Linked DNA regions of Homo sapiens: region 2 is linked to region 1. A link is a loop called in an ENCODE intact Hi-C map of the cell type or tissue named here. Cell type or tissue: CD4-positive, alpha-beta T cell. All regions are shown on one strand.

What was found. Peaks named below come from ENCODE experiments on the same cell type or tissue, not always from the same donor. Only the 100,000 strongest peaks of a DNase experiment are listed, where the experiment ranks them.
Region 2: a loop joins it to region 1, with 7 times the contacts of the local background. A loop is called at or near these places in 6 of 110 quality-filtered maps.

What each region holds. Positions count from the first base shown.
Region 1 is chr3:195,649,319-195,657,318 of GRCh38, reverse strand. It overlaps LOC105374297 (a long non-coding RNA gene), which reads left to right and starts at 5,160. Exons shown (of 3, transcript NR_136186.1): 1 at 5,160-5,359; 2 at 7,926-8,000. It also overlaps the pseudogene LOC100288016. In CD4-positive, alpha-beta T cell, a CTCF peak has its summit at 3,470 (motif pointing left); a DNase peak (open chromatin) is centred at 3,423.
Region 2 is chr3:195,555,216-195,563,215 of GRCh38, reverse strand. It overlaps the pseudogene RPL31P64. Among named protein-coding and RNA genes, the nearest start is that of PPP1R2, 16 kb to the right of the region's middle. In CD4-positive, alpha-beta T cell, CTCF peaks have their summits at 4,315, 4,516 (motif pointing left), 6,457 and 6,665 (motif pointing left); DNase peaks (open chromatin) are centred at 4,495, 6,645 and 7,885; H3K27ac peaks cover 440 bases.

The DNA.
Region 1 (8,000 bases):
ACCAATAATCATTAGTAAGTATGTTTCCTGTCTTTTCACTTTATTAAAATCTTCGTCTTGTGCATCATGTTTAACAATTTTATTTTAGTAAATTTGCAAGGGTTCAGTCCCATTTTACTGATATTTGGGTTGTTTCCCATTTTTGCTCTTAATAACACCATACAGAACATATTTGTGACCATAACTTTCTCTTTAGGATTATTTTTTTAGATGTATGCCCCAGACGTGACCTTTATTGGCTTGCAGGGAATGAACATCATACCTCCTAGACTTATTTTTTTAAAGTTACGCTGTTTTAGTCCTGGGTTAGTTACCTAATTTTGTTTGGTTTGAGACGGAGTTTCGCTCTTGTTGCCCAGGCTGGAGTGGAATGGCGGGATCTCGGCTCACCGCAACCTCTGCCTCCAGGGTTCAAGAGATTCTCCCGCGGAGCTTACAGTGAGCGGAGATGGCGCCACTTCACTCCAGCCTGGGCAACAGAGCAAGACTATATTGCTTTAATTTACTCTGCCGGCTATCTGGAGAGATGCAACCTCATCAGCAGAAATTATTTCCACCCTGCTGCTTTTTAAATGTTATTTCCTATAGCCAGGTACTGAGCCCTTCAATTGAGGTCTAAACCCTCCACCCTCTCCCTCCGGGATTGCCAAGCCTGTGGTTTCAGTTCCATGCTCCCAGGTAGATTGTGTCAACTCAAAGTCAATGCGCTTATGAAATACTTTTTGTGGTTTTTTTCTTAATTTTAAGAGGTTTTTTTTTAAAATATGTTTTTGTTTCATGGAGGCGACACCCTCTGTCTCTGAGTTGTGGGAGCCTTCCTCCTTCAGTCTGCATGTACTGAAGCCAGTGTTTGCCGTACCAGCCCCTCAGCCGCAGCAGCCCACAGTGAGGTGCAGGTGCTCACGCCATCGCCCCAGAGAGCTCCTCCATTCGCCCCTCCACCCGTAGCCCCTCGAAACCACTGCCCTGCTCCCCGACACGGTACACTGTCTTCTCCAAGATGTCATGTGTTGGCATCCTTTGGCCTGTGCCCACCGAAACTAGCTTCCTTCAACGGGCATGTAGCCTGGGAGACCTGGGGCATTTGGGTGCATCTTTCCACTGCTGGTTGGTGCCCCCTGTGTGGAAGCATCCGCGTTAGTTCACGCCTTCTCCTGCTCCTGCCGACGGACATTTTGTTTTCTTCCAGTTATTGGCAATGAGGAATGAGGCCTAAACACTTGTGTGCAGGTTTGTGTGTGCACGTTTAAGTTTTCCCTTGGGGGACATTTCAGCAGTGGGGTTGCTGGATGACATGGTAAGGATGTGCTTAACTTCGTAAGAAACTCCAGGACCACTTTCCAGCATGGCGGGACCCCTCCCATTCCCACTGCAGCTTATGAGGGTCCCAGTTCCTCTGCATCATCACTAGAACCTGGGTTGGCCCATGGGTTTTGTCTGTTTTTAGCCATTTTAATGGATTTGCAGAGGTACTGCTGACTGGCATTTCTCCAGCATCTCTATGATGTTGAGCCTCTTTCTCGGGCAATATGCCCTCCTTATACCTTCTTTGATGAGGCCTCCGTTCCAATATTGGCCCTCTCTTTAATACTGGGGTTTTTACTTTCTTATGGTTAAGTTTTGATGGTTCTTCATATATCCTGCGTGCCAGTAGGTTGTGAGACGTGTGATTCACAAATGTTTATTTCTAGACCATAGTTCATGTTTCATTCTCTTTGGATTTTTATATTGCTTTATAGAATTATAATTTTAAATTTATGACTAAATTTAATTTGTCAATCTTATGAATCATGCTTTTGGTGTCATGTCTAAGAACTTTTCGCCTAACCCCAGGCCATACGAATTTTCCCCTGTGTTTTTAGCTAAGGGTTTGATAGCGTTATGTTCTCCATTTAGGCCTTTAATAAATGTTGAGGAACATTTTGTGACCGCCATGGCCATACCTTTCTCCATCTCTCACGGTATCGTGGGCATTTGCAGCTCCCAGTGCGCCGTGCTGTTCCCGTCTTCTTGGTCTGCTCCTCCTGTCATACCTTTCTCCGTCTCTCACAGTATCGTGGGCGTTTGCAGCTCCCAGTGCCCCGTGCTGTTCCCGGCTTCTTGGTCCGCTCTTCCTGTGAGTTTCAGGGCACGTCTTAGTGCTGGCACTGTCCTGGTCCATCGGGGGTCCCATGAGCTTCTCCATGTGGGAAGGTTGGGACTGTGATGTTGACGGGATGCCCTGTGAGTCAGGAGGAGGTGCTGACGGGGGTTTCCATGTAGGAGAGAGAGGTGTTTGGTTTTCCGGATGGGGCAGACTTGAGAGGGGACAAACTTGAGAAATGCCACCAATGAGAAGGGCACGCACAGCAGGTCTCGGGGCCGCCCAGCCGTGTGGGAGACAAACGTGGATGTGTCAGTGGCCACGCCAGGAGGTAAACCCTCAACCAAGGGCCTCTGGGTGTCCAAGACCAAGTCTTGCTCAAGAGGTGTGTTCAGCTGAGCCAACCATGGCAGAAATGCATAAGGGAGATCCCACGGTTCCTCTGTTTAAATCCCCTGCTAATCCCACCAGACTCAGAGAAGCAGCCAAGTCCTCACAGCAGCCTGCAACCCCCGCCTGACTCGGCCTCCTCTTGGCTCTGATTCTCTGCACCCTTCTATCCCTGTCTCTTCTTCCATCAGAGAGGAGATCCGGCACGTTTATCCTGGTGGATTCAAACCCATCTTTGCCCCACATATAGTCACCGGAATGAATAGGTATAATCTAGAAAGAGTCCTTTTGAAAAAGAAAAAAGCAGGCCGGGCATGGTGGCTCATGCCTATAACCCTGCAGGGACCAGCCCCACAGGGTCGGTGGGTCTCTCCCTGTGTGCGGCGACGAGAGAGTGTAGAAATAAAGACACAAGACAAAGAGATAAGAGAAAGGGCAGCTGGGCCCGGGGGGCCACTACCACCAATGCGCGGAGAACGGTAGTGCCCCGAATGTCTGGCTGCGCTGTTATTTATTGGATACAAGGCAGAAGGGGCAGGGTAAAGAATGTGAGTCACCTGCAATGATAGGTAAGGTCACGTGGGTCACGTGTCCACTGGACAGGGGGCCCTTCCCTGCCTGGCAGCCGAGGCAGAGAGGGAGAGGAGACAGAGAGAAAGACAGCTTATGCCATTATTTCCGCATATCAGGGACTATTAGTATTTTTACTAATTTACTACTGCTATCTAGAAGGCAGAGCCAGGTGTACAGGATGAAACATGAAGGCGGACTAGGAGCGTGACCACTGAAGCACAGCATCACAGGGAGACGGTTAGGCCTCCGGATAACTGCAGGCGAGCCTGACTGATGTCAGGCCCTCCACAAGAGGTGGAGGAGCAGAGTCTTCTCTAAACTCCCCCGGGGAAAGGGAGACCCCCCCCCCTCCCCGCCCTTTCCCGGTCTGCTAAGTATCGGGTGTTGTTCCTTGACACCTTTTGCTATCCGCCTGGTAACAGGCATCTTCCCAGACGCTGGCATCACCGCTAGACCAAGGAGCCCTCTGGTGGCCCGGTCCGGGCATAACAGAAGGCTCGCACTCTTGTCTTCTGGTCACACCTCACTATGTCCCCTCAGCTCCTATCTCTGTATGGCCTGGTTTTTCCTAGGCTACGATTATAGAGCAAGGATTATCATAATATTGGAATAAAAAGTAATTGCTACAAACTAATGATTAATGATATTCATATATAATCATATCTAAGATCTATATCTGGTATAACTATTCTTGTTTTATATTTTATTATACTGGAACAGCTCGTGTCCTCTGTCTCTTGCCTCGGTGCCTGGGTGGCTTGCCACCCACATAATCCCAGCACTTTGGGAGGCTGAGGTGGGAGAATCACCTGAGGTCAGGAGTTTCAGACCAGCCTGGACAACATGGTGAAACCCCATCTGTAGTAAACATATAAAAATTAGTTGGGCGTGGTGGTGCGTGCCTGTAATCCCAGCCACTTGGGAGGCTGAGGCAGGAGAATCATTTGAACCCAGAAGATGGAGGTTGCAGTGAGCTGAGATCGCGCCACTGCACTCCAGCCTGGGTGGCAGAGTGATATTGTCTCAAAAACATAGTAATAGGAATAATAAAGGAAAAGTGCAAAAATTCAAACAACTTAACAGAAACTGGGCAAAAGAGCTGAACCGGCCCTCCACAGAAGAGGAAATGTGGAGGAATGGCTAATGAAAACATGAAGAGGGGCTCAGCCTAACAGGGGGAGATATCACGTGACAACCACCAGACGGGCAAAAATCCCACAACCCAATCCATGCCAGCGTTGGGGAGAATGGAGAGAAGCAGGAACACCAGGCACTGCTAACGCTTGTGAAGTATATTTCTGCTATGCTTGTATATGAAAGTGTGTGTGTTGTGGGTTATGAGGAAAATTACATTTTTACCTGGGATGAAATTTTAAAATTTGAAAGCTACTGACCAGAAGAAACTTGCGCTTGTGTACAAAAGAAATGCCCAAGAACGTTCCCAACAAAACACAGTCCTAAGGGCCCCAACCTGGCCAAACACTCATCCACGGGAAGATGAAGACATTTCCCATGCTCCCCTCAGACGACGGGAGACCATGCAGCAATGAAAATGAGCCATGTCAGTGTGGGTGGGTCTCAGGGAGAGAATGGAGGACAAAAATAGACACAGAGCAGGTGCTCAGAGCCATGCAGTGCAGGAGCAGCCACGCAGGAGAATTCCCTCACGTCAAAGTTCAAAACTACAGCCGAGGCAACAGAGCAAGACCCTGCCTCAAAAAGAAAACAGAAAGTTCAAAAACTAAATGGCATATCTTTTAGGGATGTACACACACGGTGAAAGAAACATACTATGAAGGAAAGTGTGCAAATAATAAAGACTAAAGCAGGAAGTGATTCCCTCCGTAGGAGAAGGGAAGGGACTGGGACTCAGGCAGGGCCTCCAGGGAGCATCCAAAGCTATGTCTCTTCAGATTCTACTCCCTAAACTTGGTGGAGGTCCTCTGTGTCCAATGTGTCAATATTCTTTATACCTTACCCATACTGTAAAAACGCTTTATTTCTATTCAATATTTAGAAGACAGTTATAAACAAGATGCATTCAATAGCATGGTGGCAGATGAACATCAGGAAGGAACATCCATGAGCTTCCATCCACGGAACCTCACCATGGATACGCTTGTGATCAAGGGCCTGGTCTCCCCTCAAGACACGGTCACAGATCAGAGGCCACACCATCCTAGCAGTGGAGCAGGACCAGCTGGGACAGGGTCCTTCTGTGACACCTGCTGCATCACCAGGCTGGGTGAACGGACACAATTGCCAGAACTCACAGAATAGAAGTATCAGCACCGAAACCTCACAGGAAAAATGGTAAGTTCTAAGTTTCTCCATTAATAGTAACTCTCAGATTAATCTCTGTCATCCATCGCTTCTCCAAGAAATGACTTTTTAGGGTGATGTGCCAGGCGCCATGTTGGAGGGCTGGTGGTAGCGGCTTGGGGAGGTGCTCACTCTGTCGGTCTCACTCTCTCACACGCTTCCCCGGCTCCCTTCGTTCCCCCCCACCCCACTTGGCCTGCGTGCTGGAGGGTGTGCGAGGGAGTGGGAGGACGTCGGGGGGTGGGGGGAGGCGTTCCGGTCCCCAAGAGACCCGCGGAGGGAGGCGGAGGCTGTGAGGGACTCCGGGAAGCCATGGACGTCGACAGGCTCCAGGAGGCGCTGGAAGATTTTGAGAAGAGGCAAAAAAGAAAGTCTGTCCTGTCCTGGATCAGTTCCTTTTGTCATGTAGCCAAGACTGGAGAAACAGATTCCGTGGTCCCAATTTAAAGGCTATTTTATTTTCAAACTGGAGAAAGTGATGGATGATTTCAGAACTTCAGCTCCTGCGCCAAGAGGTCCTCCCAACCCTAATGTCGAATATATTCCCTGTGATGAAACAAAGGGAAGAATACTGAAAAACTGTCACTGGATTTAACCGTATCCCTTTTACTATTCAGCGATTATGTGAATTGTTAACAGATCCGAGGAGAAACTATACAGGAACAGACAAATTTCTCAGAGGAGTAGAAAAGAACGTGATGGTTGTTAGCTGTGTTTATCCTTCTTCAGAGAAAAACAATTCCAATAGTTTAAATCGAATGAATGGTGTGATGTTTCCTGGAAATGCACCAAGCTATACTGAGAGGTCTAATATAAATGGGCCTGGGACACCCAGGCCACGTAATCGACCAAAGGTTTCTCTGTCAGCCCCCATGACAACAAATGGGTGGCCTGAGAGCACAGACAGCAAAGAGGCAAATTTGCAGCAAAATGAAGAGAAAACTCAGTGACTCTTCGACATCTGAATCAGAAGTTTCCTCAGTGAGCCCTTTGAGAAATAAACATCCAGATGAAGATGCTGTGGAAGCTGAGGGGCATGAGGTAAAAAGACTCAGGTTTGACAAAAAAGGCGAAGTCGGAGAAATAGCCAGTCAAGCGACTTGCAGCGAAATTTCTTCAGTTATGGTAGAAGAAACAGAAGCATCACCTTCATCTCATGATAAAGACAAAAAAAGCCATGGTACCCGGCAGCGCGTTCAGAAGAAGATGAAGATGAAGAGGAAGAAGAAGGGATTGAGAGACCATCTGTAAAAGGGAGGAGTAAGGAGATCCTCAAATTCTTGCATTCATTGTTTTTGTGAAAGAATTGTACATCATGGAACTCCTTGTAATGTCGACGCTGGGCTTTTCTCCCACCTGTATGCAGTTGCTGCTGAATTTCAGGGGATGTGATTTGAACTACAGAACATCAGAATTCACGAAACTTAACTGTGGAGGTATTTTGAATATAAAATTTAAGTACAACAACATTTGCTTATTTTTAGAGTCTTTTATGACATCAAGAGAAATGGTCCCAGAAAGAAAAAACCAAGAAAAAGAATCTGATGATGCCTCAACTGTGAATGAAGAGACTTCTGAGGAAAATAATGAAATGGAGGAATCTGATGTGTCTCAAGCTGAGAAAGATTTACTACATTCTGAAGGTAGTGAAAACGAAGGCCCTGAAAGTAGTGGTTCTTCTGACTGCCGTGAAACAGAAGAATTAGTAGGATCCAATTCCAGTAAAACTGGAGAGATTCTTTCAGAATCATCCATGGATAATGATGACGAAGCCACAGAAGTCACCGATGAACCACTGGAACAAGACTATTTAGAAACATTTACATGCAGTATTTTACACACAGTTCTGGTTTTAACACTGTATAAAACTTTTATGTAAAAAAGTGCACCTTTAGTTTTATAAGAAAAGCAGGTTGTAAAATAAAGTACTTTATGGATAATTCCTGAAAGAGTTGTCCATGTAAGAACTGTGAATATCAGCTCCTCTGGGTCCTGCTTACCTTACCGCTGATTTCTTTTTCTTTCTTTCTTTCTTTCTTTCTTTCTTTCTTTCTTTCTTTCTTTCTTTCTTTCTTTCTTTCTTTCTTTTCTTTCTTTCTTTCTTTCTTTGGTCTGGGCAAATCAGTGGTTTGTGTATAGATTTTTTTTTTTAATTTAGGATTAAAGTTTTTAAACTGGAAAGTAATTATAATTTTGAACAGTTTTTTGAGATTATCACATTTAGTTTATACATATGCAAGAAGCTTTTTGTCTTGTGTCTTTCTGATAGCTCCAGCAGTTTTCATATTTTGGTCATAGTTTCAACATTTTAACATGTGAATAATAGAGTTTCATGCTGGTTTCCAGATTTTATTGTTCGGATACATACAATAGAACCTTAAGTTTTATATATATATATATATATATATATATATATATATATATATATATATATATATTCTAAGGGGGAAAATGTTATATTTTTCTGTTTGTATAAGAGATAAATACAGTGGATACTTTTTCTATTGGTAATGACTGAGTTCACCTCTTTCAGAAGACATTTTCTTTCTCTTCTGAGTAACTGAAATAAAATCTGGCCTCTGTGAAACCCTGGAAATACCACGACCCTCAACTAGAAACACCAATACCAGCT
Region 2 (8,000 bases), 94 kb after region 1:
GTAAATATCCTAGAAACACTTCTGCACATAAGCACAAGAAGATACATACGGAAATGTTCACTGCAGCACTGTTTGAAAGACAGAAAAACCAAAAACAACCTAAATGTTCATTAACAGAAGAACTGATTTAAAAATTGTGGGCTGGGTACAGTGGCTCACGCCTATAATCCCAGCACTTTGAGAGGCCGAGGTGGGCAGTTTACTTGAGGCCAGGAGTTTGAGACCAGCCTGGCCAACATGGTGAAACCCCGTCTCTACTAAAAATACAAAAATTAGCTGGGCATGGTGGCGCACACCTGTAATCCCAGCTACTTGGGAGGCTGAGGCACGAGAATCACTGGAATCTGGGAGGTGGAGTTTGCAGTGAGCCAAGATGGCGCCACTGCACTCCAGCCTGGGCGACAGAGGGAAACTCTGTCTCAAAAAAAAAAAATTGTAGCATGCACACATATGTGCAGGTACGCATACACACCATGGAATACTATGCTACAGAGAAAATTAGAGCTACATGTATCAACATATATAATCTATAAAATACGTTGGGCAAAAAGCAATATACAGGATACAGTATGAAATATATAAAACGACATTATTTCAGAATACATAAATATGCAATAAAGTAAAATGAAATGCAGGAAATAATAAACACCAAATTCAAGGTCCTGGTTCCCTCCGGAGAGTGGAGAGAGAGGGCGGCATTTCAGTAGAGGAACACCAGTGGCTTTCATTGCATGGGTAACTGCATTAGTTTCTGTGGCTGCTGTAGCAAATGACCACAAACTCAGTGGTTTAAAGCACCTGAAATGTATTCTCTCATAGTTCTGGAGGCCAGAAGTCCAAAATCAGTATCACTGGGCCGAAATGAAGGTGTGGGCAGGGCTGTGAAGGCTCTAGGGGAGAATCTGTTCCTTACCTCTTCCAACTTTTGGTATTTTGGTGGCTGCTGGCATTCCTTGGTTTGTGGCCACAACACTCCAATCTTCAAATCTGCTTGTCTTCACAGGGCCTGTGTGTGTGTGTGTGTGTGTGTGTGTGTGTGTGTTTGTGTGTGTGTCAAGTGTGAAATCTTCTGCCTGTCTCCAAAAGAATACATGTAATTACATTTAGGGCCCACCTGGATAATCCAGGATAATCTCCCTACTTCAAAAGTCTAACTCGGCTGTGTGCGGTGGCTCACGCCTGTAATCCCAGAACTTTAGGAGTCTGAGGCAGGTGGATCACTTGAGGTCAGAAGTTTGAGACCAGCCTGGCCAACATTGCGAAACCCCATCTCTACTAAAAATACAAAAATTAGCTGGGCTTGGTGGCACGCGCCTGTAATCCCAGCTACTCAGGAGGCTGAGGCAGGAGAATTGCTTGAACCCAGGAGGCGGAGGTTGCAGTGAGCCACTGCATCACTGCACCACTGCACTCCAGCCTGGGCATCAGAGTGAGACTCTGTCACAAAGGAAAAAAAAAAGCCTTAACTCAATCATATCTGCTATGACATTTTTTCCAAACTGAACATTTCCAGGCTTCAGAGATGAGGACCTGGTAGCTTTGGAAGAGCATTTTTCAGCCTATCACAGTAATATTTTCTTAAACTGAAAGGTAGGTAATAGAGGATATAATGGCTTCCCACTTGGGCCCAGCAGAATGACTCCTGCAAAAAGGGTAGCCAGAAAAAGGGGGGTCATTCTGCCATCAATGAGGCAGTGACCTGAGGATACACCATCAACATTCACAGGTGCATCCATGGAGTGGGCTTCAAGAAGAATACCCCTCAGGCACTCAAGAGAGATCCAGAAATCTGCCATGATGGAGATGGGGACTCCAGATGTACGCACTAATACTAGGCTCAACAAATGTCTGGGTGAAAGGAAGGGCCGTACCACATCCATGTTTATCGTGCAGAAAACATAATGAGGGTGAAGGTTCAGCAAACAAACTCTATACTTTGGTTTAACTATGTACCTGTGACCACTTTCAAACATCTATAGACAGTCAATGTGGGTGAGAGCCAACCACTGATTGTCAAATAAAGTGATAAAATCATACACACACAAATAGACATACAATCATGGCCCTTTACCTTTTTTTTGAGATGGGTTCTCATTCTATTGCCCAGGCTGGTGTGTAGTGGTGCGATCATAGCTCACTGCATCTTCTGCCTCCTGGGGTCAAGTGATTCTCCCACCTCGGTCTTCTGAGTAGCTGGGACCATAGATGTGTGCCACCATGCCCAGCTAATTTTTGAAGTTTTCTGTATTTCGCCATGTTGCCCAGGCTGGTCTTGAACTCCTGGGCTCCAGCAATCCACCTGCCTCGGCCTCCCAAAGTGCTGGGATTACAAGCATGAGCCATGGCGTCCAAACTTATGGCCCCTTACTTTGAATAACGGTTGTCTATGACTATATCTTAAGGCAGATACAGACTGTGATCCTTTCATAGAAAAAGAGATCTCCATACCCCTGAACCCAAAATAAAAGTTTTTTTTAAAAAGAAAAAGAGGTCTCCAGGAGGCTGAAGGGCAGTGTAATATGGGTAACTCAGTGGGAAGGTTAGAAGACTATGTGTCATGCTCTAGAGTGTATGAATTTGTCATTTCAGAGATGGAACAATTCTGGATAAAATGAGATCCAGGGCCTAACACCTATAACCTGATTTTGCCATTTTGAGATTTTTTGTGAGTCTTTTTTAATATGCTAAATTATGTTTCTAAACAGTGGTATCCTCCTCCAAACATTCACATTAGTGAGCGAGCTGAAGGTCAAAAATCAAAAAAAACCTTTCAGAACCAAGTGGATTGGATACTGAGTTCTAGCAGAATTCCAAGAATTGTGGACAGGTCAGTGGACAAAAATTCCCATCATATTACCTAGGCAGCCACCAGCTCCACCTGCTTTTATCCAAGCCTTCTGTTTCCCACCTCTCCCAGGCCAAGATTACTGCCAGTGCTCTATGAGTCAGCTGTGTCCCCAGGAAGTGACAAATGGGCTCAGGAGCTGGCATGGACAGCACTGGAGGAAGCAAATGGCCACTCCTCTGTCATCACAGTTCATTAAGTAGGTGTTTGTTCTTTGCCTGCAGCCTGGTCCCAGCAGGACTGGTGAGAGCTCATGTGTGCACCAGAGTCAGAGGACACCCTGTGTGCACCAGAGTCAGAGGACACCCTGTGTCCTTTCCCCCAAACCGGGGAGTGGTTGGGAACGACAATGACCAACCTTACGGGAAGATGCTATGAAAATCCACAAAACTGAAGCTGACATCTGTGGCATTTTGCTTCAGGGCATTTTGTCAACAAAGCATACTGTGCACTAGAAACAGTCTAGGTGGGTCATTTGCACCTGCAAATTACTAATACAAATAACATCTCAAGCTTGGCAGGCTTAGAGGCTGAGATTGTTGGCACTTCATCTGTCAAGTCTCAGCTCAGATGGCATCTCAGAGGCATCTGCCTAAAAGTGATTGCCCCAGTTACCTTCCATCCGGTCACACTTTTTATCTCTTTCTTACCATTTTTCATAATCTGCAATGATTTTGTATATGTATTTGCTTATGTATTTGTGGTCCATCTCTCCCACTGGAAGGTAGGCTCTCTGAAAAAAAAAAAAAAGATCCTGCTTTTTTGGTACCCTCTTATATCCTGAGACCTAGAACAGTTCCTGGCACATATTTAAGTACTCAATAAATATTTATTGAATAAATGAGTGGGTGAATGAACAAATGAATGTACAAATGCAGAGGCTGAATATAAATGTCCCAGGGCCCAGAAAGAATCAGTCACAGAAGGGAAAACAGGACCCAGATAAAAATGTCTTATATTCATGTGCCTCAACATATCTGGCTACAATTGCTTCCCAGTTTGCTATATCTGGCATGTTCCCACAACTTACACTGGAATATCATAGGCACATTCATTCATTTTCCAAATGGGGAGACTGAAGCCCAGCAAAATGAAATGACTTAAGTGAAACTATGTGGCTAGTTACACTTATAACTTGAACTTGGACCCTCTCTTCTATCAGAAAAATAACTTACTCATAGGATGATTGGGGTTTTTTACCTCATTTTGTTCATTTCCCCACAAACAAAACATATTCTATGAGAGAAGTGTTTTTGTCCCCATGAGACAAAAAAACATGGTATAAAGTCAGTGTTATATTTTGCAAGTCAATAACCACTACCTAGGGGATTCTATTCAAGGACTAATTATTAAGGAGGCAACTTTGGCCAGGCTTGGTAGGACTCACAGTAACAGAGATGAGTGAGATGAGGACATCCCGCTCCCAGGGCCACCAGGTACATGAGACCGTCAACATGAAAGTCCTGGACTCAGACCCTGGCTATTTTTAGCATGTGGGAGATATTGTTTCATATGGTTAAGGGGCAACTCTACCAGGAAGCAGGGAACTGAATGACTCCATGAGACACTCCCAGCTCCAGGGGGCCTTCTGGACAAGAACAGCACAGGCAGCAGGAAGAACAGGTGTTTTGAATAGACTCACTTCCCCTCCTCCCATGAGACTATGCTGCCTCCTTGTGATTGAAGAAGCAAATGCCGAATACAAGTACTTCATACATCAACTGAGAAACATTAAAATGTTCTTAATAAGCATGAAAGATTTACCTGCATCCAGTTCCCATATCCCCTTTATATGTTCTAGAAAGTGTACTCCAGCTCATTCATTCATCCTTTCCTTCTCCCTGAAAATGACATGTGTTCCGAAACCTGTTTTGAATTATAACAGAAAAGCACCACTGTCTGTTATTGAAAGGAGAAATAATTTTTTCATTTCGAACAAATAAAAGTCCTGAAGGATCATATCTTCTCCTAAGTAGGTTCATTGTCAACCAACAGCAAACAAATTACCCACAGTAAGCAGTAACTCTGTGAAAACGAGTGATTTATCAAAGAATAACCTTAGAGAATCTTTCCTAGTTCTCAAACCTCTTTGTTAACTAATATTATTCATTAACTATGTCTAGTATTGTGGTTTTTTGTTTTTTTTTTCCCTGAGATGGAGTCTTGCTCTGTCGCCCAGGCCGGAGTGCAGTGGCACCATCTCAGCTCACCGCAACCTCTGCCTCCCGGGTTCAAGCAACTCTTCTGCCTCAGCCTCCCAAGTAGCTGGGATTATAGGTGCCCACCACCACACCCAGCCAATTTTTGTATTTTTCGTAGAGATGGGGTTTCACCATGTCAGCGAGGCTGGTCTCGAACTCCTGAACTTGTGATCCACCTGCCTCAACCTCCCAAAGTGCTGGGATTACAGGCGTGAGCCACCGCACCCGGCCCTATGTCTAGTATCGTAGCAACCACTTCCACTACCATCTCATAGAAAAGCATCTCCTTGAAAATCATAAAAAGCAAATGATGGATGGCTTCCTAAGGGACAATTTTCCACACCAATAATGTTTAACAAAAAAACTGAAAAAAAAAAAAAAAGGACAAAGCAAAGCAACTTATAATGAAGAATAATTAGAATAATAAAAGAAAATTCAAAGGAAACTATTCAGGTAGTAAAGCAAGTCTCTAGAAACAGAATTCGTAGGACATCCCAGAAAATATTGCATACACGGCCACCAAATTCAATACCAGCAAGAAATAGTATGGTGGATTTCTGCCTGCGGGACAATGGTTGGTAACCTAAGCAAACCTATGTTTGCAGTTATCTCCTCTGAGGACTGGTTCAACTCATTGTTTGATTTATGCCTAAGAACTCTGACCCTCACATGTGCGCTCTGGCAGAAAGGCAGTTAGTTCTTGTCCTTGGAATTACTGCCTCCAAAGATAAATCCAATATGTCAGCTCAAAATCATTTACCTAAATTACCTCCTTGATTAACTGTTGGTTTGCCAGCCTGTCTCTCCCACTAGATGGTGACAGGAACCCTGTCTCATTCATCTTTGTATTCCTCACTTCTAGTACAGAGAAATGAAGTTACCAAAAATTGGTGTGGAGCCAGGCTTAAAAATCAATCCTCTTTTGAGTATTTCATTGTTCCTATCTTTTCGGCATTTTAAGGAAGTTTAAAAATATTTTTAAGGCCAGGCGCGGTGGCTCACGTCTGTAATCCCAGTACTTTGAATCACTTGAGGACAGGAGTTTGAGACCAGCCTGGGCAACATAAGGAGACTCCGTATCTGCAAAAAATAAAATGAGCCAGGTGTGGTGGTGTGCCTATAGTCCCAGGCACTCAGGGGGCTGCTGAGGTGAGAGGATCTCTCGAGCCTGGGGACTTGAGGCTGCAATGAGCCATGATTGCATCCCTGCACTCCAGCCTGGGCAACAGAGTGAGACTCTGTCTCAAGAAAAAAAAAAAAATTTTTTTTTTTTTTTTTTACCAAAAACACCTTAGGCTCCGTATTTCAAATTAGCTCGTAACAGATTCACAACATTTTATGAATGATGGTGTTGTTTAGTTCCCTTGGGGCTGTTACTATTCTGCTATTATTAATCAAGATCTCAAAAATCGCAAAATAATATATTGAATTCTGAAATATTAATTATAGAACCTATAAATTACAAATCCTGATTTGTACCAAACATTACAGGTGACTGCAAGCAAGTTGTCTCAAGCATTTACAGCTGGGATCCACCCAGAAACGATCATCGTTAAGAGTCTCCACGTGTCAGCTCAGCGTCTCATCCACAGCAGCGCCCCCAGCTGCCTGCTGATGGCTCCATCCCCAACTCAGTCTTCGTGGCTCCGCATCCATCGTAGTACAAACACTATGCCTTTGGAGAGGACTGCCTTAGAGTCCACAGCTAACGTCTATAGAAATCTAGCAATTCTATCAAGAAAAAGCAAAATTAAAATGCCAAAAATCAGGCAAAAAGAAAAGAAAAAAGCACAGGATACTCCCAATAGGTGCCAAAAGAGAAATGATTTAGGTACAGTGTGTTGGGGAGAACTGACCTGGAGCCTGCTGGAGTTGCTCAGAGTCTACAGGGAAAGATAAACAAGAAAACCAGCCATGTAGATGTGGAGATCAAATAAGACGAGAGGCTGTAATAGAGGGTAGAATGAGGGATTCTGGGAGAACAGAGGAGGGCCACCTGATGCTGCCCTGAAGAGGTGGAGAAGGCTTCATTCCAGAGCAAATCCTGAGCTGCGTTTGGAATAAACGAGCTGGAGGTAGTCAAAAATTGAAGGGGGAGGCCGGGCGCGGTGACTGATACCTGTAATCCCAGCACTTCGGGAGGCTGACGCGGGCAGATCACGAGGTCAGGAGTTTGCGACCAGCCTGGCCAACATGGTGAAACCCCGTCTCTACTAAAAATACAAAAATTAGCCGGGCATGGTGGTGTGCACCTATAATCCCAGCTACTCGGGAGGCTGAGGCAGAAGAATCGCTGGAACCCAGGAGGTGGAGGTTGCAGTGAGCTAAGATCGCGCCACTGCACTCCAGCCTGAGCGACAAAGCGAGACTCCATCTCAAAAAAAAAAAGAAAGAAAGAAAAGAAATAGAAGGGGGAGGAGGTGGTATCCCAGGCAGAGGAAAGACTGCCACCAAGTAGGAACTCAATTCTGTAGCACCTAGGGTCCGGGACCCTGCAGAGGAGAAGTAGAACAGGTGGCCAAAGGCCAGATCACTGACAGCTTTGTAAACCATGACATGGAGCTCAGATTACAATCTGAAGGTGAATTGATTCAAGGACTCAATTCTAGGAAACAATTTAACTTACATCTTAAAAATGAAATCCAAATACCAACTTGTTAATTCACGGTAGGAAAAAAGTCACTAAAGAACAAATCGAGGCTGGAGTTCTCTAAAAGCAAATGCTCTGTCTTCAGGTTGGCTACAGAGAATGCCAGGATCTGATGAGGAAGGGGCTGGTAAAGCCCAGGCAGCTGACTAAAGCAGAGTCATTCATGACGCTATGGGGATCCACCTACCTCCTGCCCTGGGAGGGGTACCGTCCGCAGCACTGAGTGATGGCTCTAGCAGCAGAGGGGAATGGAGAGGGGATGCACGGGCCTGACAGCAGGAGGACCTGTGAGATGGCCAGTGCT